Linked DNA regions of Mus musculus: all the other regions are linked to region 3. Evidence: chromatin contacts called from ENCODE Hi-C or POLR2A ChIA-PET data. All regions are on one chromosome and are shown on one strand. The core of a region is the stretch at or near the end of the contact, and the rest is flanking DNA. Distances in the headings are between cores, read along the strand shown. Region 1 holds the start of Adgrl1 (adhesion G protein-coupled receptor L1). Region 2 holds the start of Asf1b (anti-silencing function 1B histone chaperone). Region 3 holds the start of Dnajb1 (DnaJ heat shock protein family (Hsp40) member B1).

Evidence for each region. Hi-C counts contacts between places; a loop is a spot of excess contacts on that map. ChIA-PET counts read pairs that join two places held with the same protein, here RNA polymerase II (POLR2A).
Region 1: a loop to region 3 is called in a map of left cerebral cortex, with 4 times the contacts of the local background. The contact joins the promoter of Adgrl1 here to the promoter of Dnajb1 in region 3. A Hi-C loop is called at or near these places in 1 of 37 maps with a recorded cell type or tissue (left cerebral cortex). POLR2A ChIA-PET finds 5 or more read pairs at or near these places in 2 of 5 experiments (Patski and embryonic stem cell).
Region 2: POLR2A ChIA-PET joins it to region 3 with 23 read pairs in embryonic stem cell. The contact joins the promoter of Asf1b here to the promoter of Dnajb1 in region 3. POLR2A ChIA-PET finds 5 or more read pairs at or near these places in 2 of 5 experiments (Patski and embryonic stem cell).

What each region holds. Positions count from the first base shown.
Region 1 is chr8:83,898,184-83,901,551 of GRCm38, reverse strand. Adgrl1 (adhesion G protein-coupled receptor L1) reads right to left here and starts at 1,454. Exons shown (of 23, transcript NM_181039.2): 1 at 628-1,454. It overlaps Gm26721 (predicted gene, 26721), which reads left to right and starts at 1,825. Exons shown (of 4, transcript NR_166528.1): 1 at 1,825-2,371.
Region 2 is chr8:83,954,379-83,957,822 of GRCm38, reverse strand. It overlaps Asf1b (anti-silencing function 1B histone chaperone), which reads right to left and starts at 2,129. Exons shown (of 4, transcript NM_024184.2): 1 at 1,886-2,129. The coding sequence starts at 1,994. Gm10644 (predicted gene 10644) reads left to right here and starts at 2,490. Exons shown (of 5, transcript NR_169070.1): 1 at 2,490-2,720.
Region 3 is chr8:83,606,212-83,609,844 of GRCm38, reverse strand. It overlaps Dnajb1 (DnaJ heat shock protein family (Hsp40) member B1), which reads right to left and starts at 1,670. Exons shown (of 3, transcript NM_018808.3): 1 at 1,303-1,670; 2 at 1-31. The coding sequence starts at 1,513. It overlaps Gm42029 (a long non-coding RNA gene), which reads left to right and starts at 1,995. Exons shown (of 3, transcript XR_878996.2): 1 at 1,995-2,075.

The DNA of each region.
Region 1 (3,368 bases), core at 205-2,704, 290 kb before region 3:
CTCTATTTCAGGAACACCTGGAAGAGGAGAGAAAGCTCGTTCCGGTAGATCCAACCTGACAGCCTCCATCCGTGCTTAACAGGGTACCACTAACAGAAGATGTCTCACAACTGCACCAGGGTTGCCCAAAGCACCCCTCCGGGCTGAAACTCACTCGACACCCAGACATACCTCTCCCCATACCACCCCCAACCACCATTAGCGCCACTGCCTCCCAGAGAAAAACAAGCCATGTCGGGGGGGGGGGGGGGCTGGCCCAGCATCCTGCGGTGCCAGCCCCCCGACATGGCTTCTCTGGGGAGCCCGGGCCCGCGCGCTGCGCGCACACGCACCCTCTCCACTCACACCCAGACACCTACACAAACAGGGCGCCAAGCACCCGCGCGCACACGCACCGGGGACACGCAGGCACCGCCGCGCCGCTTCCCCACAAAGGCCGGCGCGCGCGCGGGCACACGCAGCCACGCGCGGGCACACTAGCGGTCCCCTCCCCCTGCAGGGCACCCTGCGGCCGCCCATCCGCACCCTCACCAAGCCCCCGGCGGGCGGGGGTAGGGTGCTCCCCGCCCCTCCCGCCGCGCACACCTGGCCCAGGTGCGGCGTGGCCTGAGGCTCCCGCACACTCACCTGTCCAGCGGCGCTTCGGGGTCGGCCGTGCGCGCTCCTCCGGCGGCTCCGCGAAGCCGGGCCCCCCGCCCGGCACATCTCCCGGAGCCCGGCCCAGGGGGAAGCGGGGAGGGGGTGGCTGAGCGAGGGAGGACTCCGTGTCCCTTCTTTCCTCCGGCCCAGCACCGCCGCCACCGACCAAAATTTAAAAGGGAAGGGGTGGGGGGGGGGAGTATAAAAAAAAAAAAAAAAAGGAAAGAAAAGGCGGATCGCGGCGCTCCGGAGGCGGCCCCGGCCCCGGGCGCGCGGGTCTGCGCCCCTCCCGGGGAGCGAGGCGTGGAGGCGGAGGGGCGGGGGCGGCGTCAGAGCTCGGGGGGCTGGGGCGAGGCGGAGCCCCCCGAGGCGGCGCCGGCTGCCCGCATCTCCCCCGCAGCTCCGCGGCCCCGACGGAGGCGGCACGTGTGTGCCCAGGCGACTTCCCAGCGCCCCCGGACGGCAGCGGGCGAAGGGTTAACGCGGCTGCCCGGGCGGCCGCGCAGGCCCCCGCCGCCCGGCGGCGCCGCTCCTGGGCCCGCGCGGCCCCATCCGCCGGGGCGTCTCCGGCAGACGGCGGGGCGGGGGCGTCGCAGCGCCGACTGCTCCCGCGCCGACCGCTCGCGCTGCCCGCAGGGGGCCGGAGCTACACAGCTGGAAGCAGGCGCGGCGGCGTTGCGCCCCCGGGGTGGCCGGAGCAGGGGGCGCGGGGCTGGGCCCGTGGGCACCGCAGGACTCGCGGAGCGAGCGGGCGCGGGGCACCAGCAATGACAAGCCGCCTGCTCTCGGCGCTGCCGGGCCCGCCGGCTCCGGGAGGGGGGCGGCGGACAAGCGCAAAACCTGGCCTGGACTACCCGCCGGGGACTAGTCTCCGCAGCCCTCCCGTGCGCCCCGAGGAAGGGCCCGGAAACCTGGCCTGGAGTTCCACTCGCCTCCCCCAAGGAAAAGTGGGCAGAGGGAGGCGACGCGCTAGATCCCCCTAGTTGGGCTGGGGGGGGGTGGGGTGCGACGGGCGGCAAGAAAAAACGGAACGGACTCTGCAGCCGTGCTGTGCAGAAAGGCGCCTAGCCGGTGAGGGGTAAATGGAGAGCTGTGCAAGGACTGCGCAAAACCTGGTCCGGATTTGGCAGAGAGGGTAGGGACGGGAGGGGCGCGGTGTGGGGGGGTAGGAGTGGGAGGGGAGGTAGCTGCGACAGGGCCAGATGCACTCGAGGCACGCAAATTTCGGTCCGGATTCTTCCAAGGGAGATGGAGTAATGCGTCAGGCCTGTGCGGTGGCAACAAAAAAGACCTGGACCAGAGCGTCTCCCACCCGGGATTGCAGGAGGGCCGGAGGGAGTGCTGCTTAGTGACTGACAAGAGCGTAGGCTGTCCCCCATCTTCCTAACAGCGACGTGGGGTGGGGAGGGACAAAATGAGGGCTGGACTGAGGTATGGAAGGATCCCGCGCGCTGGCTGCAACAGAGCCGGCAGGTAAAAGCAGTATCTGGATCCTGGGTGATGCGACAGGAAGGGGATGTGGTGTGGATCCCGCTACCCTGGGAGACCAGACCTACAATAAAAAAATAAATAAATAAATTAATTAAAAAAAAAAACGAGGGAGGGACGCAAAGCCAGGACTGGAGCGTAGGTAGGATGGGATGAGAACAGCCCCCCTCCCCCAAACAGAAGAGAGAGCCTTGGCAACCGGACAGGGTCCTGGAGCTGACCAGGCTGCAGGAGCGGAGGAGAGGTTAGTATCTATAAACGCCTCAAGCGTCTGGTTTTGGAGGGGGTGGGTAGGGAAGAAAAAAAAAATTGAATTTTAGGTTGATGGCGAGAGCAAAAGCCCGGTGCAGATTTCCACAACGTAAGAACTACACTGCAGGTGATGGACTCGGAGAAGTAGGGCAGCGGATCGGACTTAGATTCCTAGGCTTTGGACTTAGTGAGTGAAGCCAGAGGCTGGGTTCAGCCCCCCAGCTACAGATGAAGCCTAGGATTGCTTCTCTAGATGGGAAAGGGGGTCGACCTGGCCCAAATATCTGGAGCCAAAGCTACCACTGCCTAGACTTATAGTTTATTTGTTTTTTTGGTTTTTTTTTTTTTTTTTGGTGGGGGGAGGCTATAAAGCTGAACCCGGGGCCAAAACCAGGCACTTAAGCAATATAGACAACTCAGTGCGGGGGTTGGGGTGTGGGTTCAGGGGAGCGGAATCCAGAGAGGTAAGAACAGAGCTTGGAAGCTGCCGCGCTGAGAATCCGTTTTACGAAGGATGGGTGCAACTCTTAAGATTGATGGCTGAGGAGAAGCAAAAACTGGGCTTGGATCCTTGGGGAAGGGAATCCACCCAAAAGCAGCCTAAATACCGAATCCGGCAGCTTATTCAAGTTCAACGTCCAGCTGAATGTTAGCACTGCCTTAGGAGTGCAGATAAACCCTGATGTGGATTTTTCAGAGAATGTGATGTGCTGAGGTTAGAGCAGGAGGTGTGGGGTGGGGTGGGGGATGGGGTGGGTTAAAAGTCCATCTCAGTGTGCATGGAAGGTGCTGTTCTGCCTGCTGAGTGGGTTAAAGTCAGGAAAAGGTTTGAGAGTGGAAGAACTTGGGTGGGTCTTGAATAGGAACAAAGATTATCCACAAAAGCCTTAATGTATAGGCCATTAACCTGTTCCCAAAAAACCCTTCTATGTAGCTCCTCCTGGTGGGAGATTGGGCGGGGAGGCACCGTTGCGTGGACAGGGAAAAGG
Region 2 (3,444 bases), core at 880-3,379, 350 kb before region 3:
TGGCGCACACCTTTAATCCCAGCACTTGGGAGGCAGAGACAGGCGGATTTCTGAGTTCGAGGCCAGCCTGGTCTACAAAGTGAGTCCCAGGACAGCCAAGACTATACAGAGAAACCCTGTCTGGAAAAAACAAAAAACAAAAAACAAAACAAAACAAAACAAAAAAAGGTGGACAGCAATTGAGAAAGACCACTTGCAGTTTCTCTGGCCCACACCCACAAATTAAACTAAAAAAAAAAATAAATAAATAAAAACAATCTGGACTCAGAACTCAGAGACAAACTTCAATGATAATGCTTCTACTACTATCTGGCTGACTTGGAAAAATCACCCTGCTCCTATTAAAACATGACCAACAGGCTGACTCTAGCCTCGCTGTTCTGGTTCTATAAATAAGGAATAAAAGTAATACTAGGCAATGACCATGCAACCATTTTTAAATGCAAGGAGCACAAACAGACTGATTGAAACCTGATCTCTCAGCATCTGGGAACTGTGAATCCCTTAATCTATCAGCTCCTTATATCTCCTCTTGGCTTCCAAATAAATCGTATTCCACACTGTTACTCTACCTTTTATTTATTTATTTACACCCTGCCTTGTTCCAGTAAGGATTTAACCCAGCTTATTCTATAGTTAGTCATAAGTAGATTCATTTAAACTTAAGGGGTAAGAAACTAGGGAGAGGCTGAGCCACTGACCCACCCCAAGCACACACATAGCAGCTCCAAGTGAACAGGAGTGGCTGGCCTTAACTGAATACCACCAACAGCCACCAAGAGGCACTAGTTGCCACAGCCTAGGCTCTCAGAGCTCCACCTCCTCAGCTGCTACATCCTTTCAACACTCAGTAGAGAAATGGTCTCGTGGAGTGTTGAAAGCAGGTCCTCTGAAAACAGGACTTGCCTTTTGCTGGGGAGCTGAGAATCCAAAGTGACTTCACAGTTTACATGTTCATGGATTTATTTGAAAGTCTTTTGCTCTTTATGGCTCTTGTTCTCTCATCTGTGTGATGAGAGCCATGTCCACCTTTATGTCCCACAGATGAATTAAGTCATTCTGTGAAAGATCCACAAAAGCCCGTGGCCTCCCAGTTGATGGAAGTTGGATCCCATCCCTGTTTGGTCAGTCCACCCACTCCCCAGACAAGGTCAGCCCATCAAAAGGGATGAGGGGTTCCTTGCACTGAGTTAGCTGGCAGCTAGTAGAAATCTCAGAAACTGGAAGAGGCCTGCCTGGCTGTGGCACCCCTCACCTCAGGACATTCACCCAGACCAGGAGCTGGGGAGACCAAGTTACCTACAAAGCCTGGAGTCAGAAGCCCCCATCTCTCCTCAGAGGGAGCTCAGACATAGGATCTGGGACTAACCTAAAGGAAGAAGGCTTATAGGCAACACCATGTTGTTACGGTTGGCAAGCAGGAGTTGTGGGGGACAAATCTGGAGTTGTCTGGGGAGGGGGTTTTTGGGAGCCATGGGGTGAAGAAGGTCTTGACATGGGCGGACAGGGCAACAGAAGAGTCTGGCTGCTTTGTAGGAAAAGATACCCACAAGGAAAAGGGGGGGGGACGGGACTGGAGGTTGGGATTCCATAGGACACGTGGATGGTTTCTTAGGAGGAAGGGCATCAACGCGGGGTCTAGCCATAGGGAAAAGGCGTGGCTGCGGGTCTCCAGGGAAAGCGTACAAGGACAAGCGGTGCAAGACGAAGGGTGACGAGGCCTCCACCAGACAATGTACACTGGACAGAGCCGGCTCCACCGAGAGACCGGAGCTGGGCCATGGAGGCGTATCTAATGGGAGATCTAGTTGGCCCCGGGAGATTGGGGGTGGCGAAACCCCGAGGGCAGGAGGGTCTGGGGTCCCCGGCTCAGGCCCGGCCTCACCGTCAGACAGGGCCTCACTGCATTCGAAGCTGATCTCGAACCGGAAGGGGCTGTGGAAAGGGCTCGGGTTCTCCAGCACAGCCACATTCAGCACCGACACCTTGGCCATCACCGCGCCCGGGAGCCGCAGCTGCTGTGGAGACTTCTTCACAGTGACTTGCGACAGAGAAGAAGGGGGGGACGACAGGACGGAAACCTCCCTGCGTCTCCCAACTCTTCCCTCTGAAGCGCTCCTCCGCTCAGCGCGCTCCCTTCAAATAGCCGGCTCCGCCTTCCAGCCAATCGCCGCTAAGGACCGATGACGGCGCGAGCCATCAGCCAATCTCGAGGCGTCTTCAGGCGCGCGCCTGGACCCTCAGACCAATCAGAGAAGCTCCCTCTTCACGGGCCCCAGGAGGCGGAACGTTAATCTCTTAGCTTCGTAAAGGTCTATCGGGAACCAATCCCTGGAGTCTCCGACTGGAATAGCTCGCTCCGGGGTGGGCGGAGTTAGAGCGCGGAACTTCTCTTGTCCAATCCCAAGGGTTACCGCACCGGCATCCCCCGCCCCTCGTTCCGCTTTTCCGGTAGACGCACCTCACAGAGAGCAGCGCCACCAACGGCCGAACGGTGGCGCGCGACTCTCACTAAAACGCGCTGAGAAGACGGCACTCGCACTCGCAGTGATTGAGTATCGATCGTGGGCGTGGCCGTAAGCGGGTTTCTGAGACGTGATTGGCTATTATGGTGGGCGTGAGGAACGCCGGGCTGGAGAGCTGTGGAAATCGCACACCCTCACAGTGAAAAGCTTTAAGGAGGAGAGAGTGGCCTGGGCGGTTTAGGCGGCTGTCAGCAGGTGAGCGTTTCTGGGGACTACCCTGAGGGGTTCCTACCTTTGAAAATCATGGTCGAGGAGACTGTCGAGAAGGTTTAGATCACCCCTGAGACAAGATGGCGTAGCGATGAGAGGGGATACAGGATCGAGTCTCAGTCCGAAGGGAGTTCTGGTTCGTGGACAGACCAGGGTTTGAATCCTGCCTCTGCACTCTGTCTTTCAGCCCGGGCTCGGTGACGCACGCTTTTTATCCCAGCACACGGGAGGCAGAGGCAGGTGGACCTGTGAGTTCGAGGCCAGCCTGGTCTGCAGAGCAAGTTCTAGGACAGCCAGGGCTACACAGAGAAACCCTGATCCAAAACCAAACCAGTTAACTGCCGCTGTCTGTGAAACTTACCTTTTCTCCTTACTTTCTGGTTCTTTATACCCTGTCATAGCTTCTTACACAACCTTTACCAATCACATCTTTTAAAGGTTAAAACAAAATGGAAAGGTAGATGCGTGCCATTAATCTCAGGACTCAGAGGTAGGCAGACTTCTGTGGGCCAGCCTGATCTACACAGTGAGTTTGGGGAAGTAAGTAAATTAGTTTTCATACTTGGCCAATGCAAAAAGGCCAAGAAGCAATGAATATGATTTTTAATAGACACTTAACTAAATAGGACAAAAATAATCATTTCAAATATGACCATTCTAAAAACACCAATGAGCTATCCTGCACCTTTTTACTCATTGAGAAGTCTTT
Region 3 (3,633 bases), core at 421-2,920:
CTTCCTCCACTGGGGCTACCACCCTTCAGGCCTGGAAACCAAAACCACAAGTCAGGGTTACTGCTGGAGAGTCAGCCCCACCTCCCTCCACCCCCAACACTTCAACACACTTATAAAACATAAAACCCCTGAAACAAAGAGCTCAGAACCCCAGCACTCTCAAGACAAGTGCAGACTGATCTCTGCAAGTTCCAGACAAGCCAGAGCTCCACCATGAGGTGCTGGAGAAATGGCTCAGAGCACTGGCTCATCTGGCAGAAGAACCAAGTTCAATTTCCAACACCTACATAGCAGCAGACCATGGTCTAACTCTAGTTCCGGGACCTTTAATGCCCTCTTCTCTAGAAGCATGTGAATGGTATACACATATACACGGAGGCACACGCTCAAATAAATTGAAAAACAAAGTTCCAGCAACAGTGAGGTCCTGTCTCAAATAAATGGTCACATTTTGTTCCTTTTGCATGTATTACTGTCAATGCCACGTAACACACAAACTTTCGTCCAGAGTAGCCTCAAGGCAATCCTCCTGACTCAAATACCCCAGAGGGGGGATTGTCACAACATCCGGTTCCTTTGGAAACAGGAGCTTATTACCCTGTAGCTCTGATTTGAAGCAAATTCACAGCGTTCCTAATTCGGTTTCCCATGTGGAGGTGTGAGCCCCCGCACTCTGCTCAACAAGTTTTGCTCTTAGTAAAAAGGCCACAGGAACTATAGCGGGAGGGATTTTATGTATATATTAAAAAGCTTGTTAGTCAAGGACGAATCTCAAGTCTTTTAACTCCCAATGGCAATAGGAGCAAGAAACACACTACTCCGTTTTACTTCCTGACAACATATTCGGTAGTAAGGCCTCTAGATCTCGGTGCGACCAGGTTTACGTGACTGCTCCATCCTCCCAGCTATGCTGTTACCATCTTACAGAGAAGCTCCTACGCACTGTTACCAAAAAGGCTCAACCCTGGGTGAGCGAACACTGAGCTTGCGGCTAGGAAAGAGAATCAATACTCGGGCAATTTTCATTCCCATCGCGACCGCCGCCCTCCATCTGCACCATTCCGGCGCTGTGCAGGCGACCGACCGGGAGGGGCTGCGGCAGACGTGCTAGAAGCTTCTGTGCCAGCGGCGCGCCCAGAGCTCCTCCTCCTGTCTGAGGCCGCGGATCAGAGGGTGAAGGAGGCGGCGCCGCCGCTAGATCCCCGGAATGCCTGTCCCCGGCCGAGGTCTTGGAGAGGCTCCGAGTGCCTCGGTTTCCCCGCCTGTCAAACGGCGGGTCACCCCGGCCGCGCGCACACGTACCTTCCTCTCCATAGCGGTCGAAAATCTCGCGCTTGCGCGGGTCGCTGAGCACGTCGTAGGCCTCGGCGATCTCCTTGAACTTCTCCTCAGCGCCGGGCTCCTTGTTCTTGTCCGGGTGGTAGCGCAGCGCCTGGCGGCGGTAGGCTCGCTTGATCTCGTCGTCGGACGCGCCGCGGGCCAGGCCCAGCGTCTGATAGTAGTCCTTGCCCATGGCCACCGCCGCCCAGCTGTCGCCGCCTCCGGCTCCGCTGCTGCCCCGTCCCGGACTCTATATACCCGTCCGGCGGAAGCTTCCAGATCCCGCCAGCCCTCCAGAACCTTCCGCCCCTCCCGATGCGCCGCACGACACCGGCCAATCGCTGCGGCCCGCTCCGTGACGCAGCACATCCGGGGTGGGACCCGGCTGCCAACGGCTTTCCGCGCGGGGCCACGCCCCTTCCCTCTCTACTCTGGTCAACGCCTTCCTCGGGCGCGCGCGCCGGCTGCTGGGGTTCCGCCTCCGTAGCGGATCCAGCCAATCGCAACCCTCTCTCTCTCTGCGGACAGGTGGAGGCGCGAAGAGGGGCGGGGCTACAGAGACGGGCCTCTCCGAAAGGCCGCACCCTTTCCCCCAGGTTATCGCCGGCTGGGAGGTTCTGCTGCGTGACTTGTGGTAGCTACCTGACAAGTACCTCTAAGCTTTCCTGCTCTAACCCAGGGATAAAAATAGGCACCCCGCCCTCTTCTGCCCGTAGCCCTTGGTTTTTCCCGTAAGGCCGTTACTGTAAAGCGAGGTGAGACTGGTCTGCCTTGGGCTTGCTGCAGTCGGGCTGCCTCTCCGGTTTATCTTACTTCCTACTAATTCCTACTGGGTTTAGCTCGCCTCTTGGCGTTCTGATACTTGTCACTTCCTTTGCCGTCTGAGTTTACCACCAGGGCTGCGTGATTTTTTTAAAGATCCACTGGGTGCTTCGTAAATATTTCCAAATACTTTGATATAGTATAGCTTTTTGCTTTTGGTTTTGTAAGTCTGGGATGATGGCGGTCAAGGACGGAGCTGAGTGAGGAAGAGGAGAGAGCTTCAGATATTGGAAGGCATAGAGAAGCTGGAATAGTCATTGGTGGTTCTTGCAGGGAATGGGACTGCCTGAAAGTGCATGAAAGACTGACTCTCATCCTAGCACTTTCTGGCTGTGTGACCTTGGGTTGGTAGAGTAGCTTTTCTGGTCTCAGTGTGGTCATCTGTACAAAGGGAATGGTCGTGGAATATGGTGAAGTTGACATTATTCTGCATTTGTTAAAGACAAGGGACAAAGGGTGTTCTTGAAAGAGATGATTAATCATCTTGTTTAGTGGACAACTGTTGACATTCCCTTTCTGGAAGCTCTGTAGGAGGAGAGTCAGATAACCCTTGCCCTAGGCACCCCTGAGAAAAATGACTTTAGCCTTCCGTTAATGGTATAGCTGTGTGTGGTGTATGTGTTTTGATTTTCCTAACTGTACTGACCCCATGAAAACCGAACCAGTTGAGCCCTGCCCCCCGCCTCCCCATGGATTTGGAGCTAGGGAACACTTGTAGAGAAAGTGTCTTTAAAGGTACAGAGACAGAGATAGTGAGCTGGCAGTGGTGGTGCATGCCTTTAATCCCAGCACTTGGGAGGCAGAGACAGGCGGATTTCTGAGTTCGAGGCCAGCCTGGTCTACAAAGTGAGTTCCAGGATAGCCAGGGCTATACAGAGAAACCCTGTCTCGAAAAAAAACAAAAACAAACAAACAAACAAAAAGATACAGAGATAGCGACAGCCTGGGCACAGTGGCATATTCCTGTAGTCTAGTGCAGGGATGCTGCTGCACGAGGACTCCCTGTGAGGCCAGCCTGCCTTCAAAATAGGTGACTAGAAATCAAAGTACATACTGAACAGAAGAGCTGTCCCAGAGGCAAGGAAAGCACAGGACATGGGAGTGCTTCACATTTACGGGGTGATTTTAACGGAGAAGTGCAGGTGTGCCTCTGGCTGGGCCTATCTGGGCTTTACTAAGGTTTCTTGCCATGGGGGGGGGGGCGGGGGGCGGGTGCTGGCTTGTCCACTACGTTATGCAAGGGAAATCTTTCTGTTTGGGGATAATCTCACAACTGGAAATGCCAGCTTTCTACGTAAGGCTGAGGCTGATTCATGATGGGGTATTTTAATTATCACTGTTATTATTATTATTATTATCATTATTTTAGGCACATTCTCATTCTTTAACCCACAGTGGTCTTGGGTTCATTATGTAGCCCAAGCTGGCTTTGAACTCCAGATTCTCCTGCCTCAGTCTCCTTAGTGTTGAGCTGACGAGTACCTGCCACCA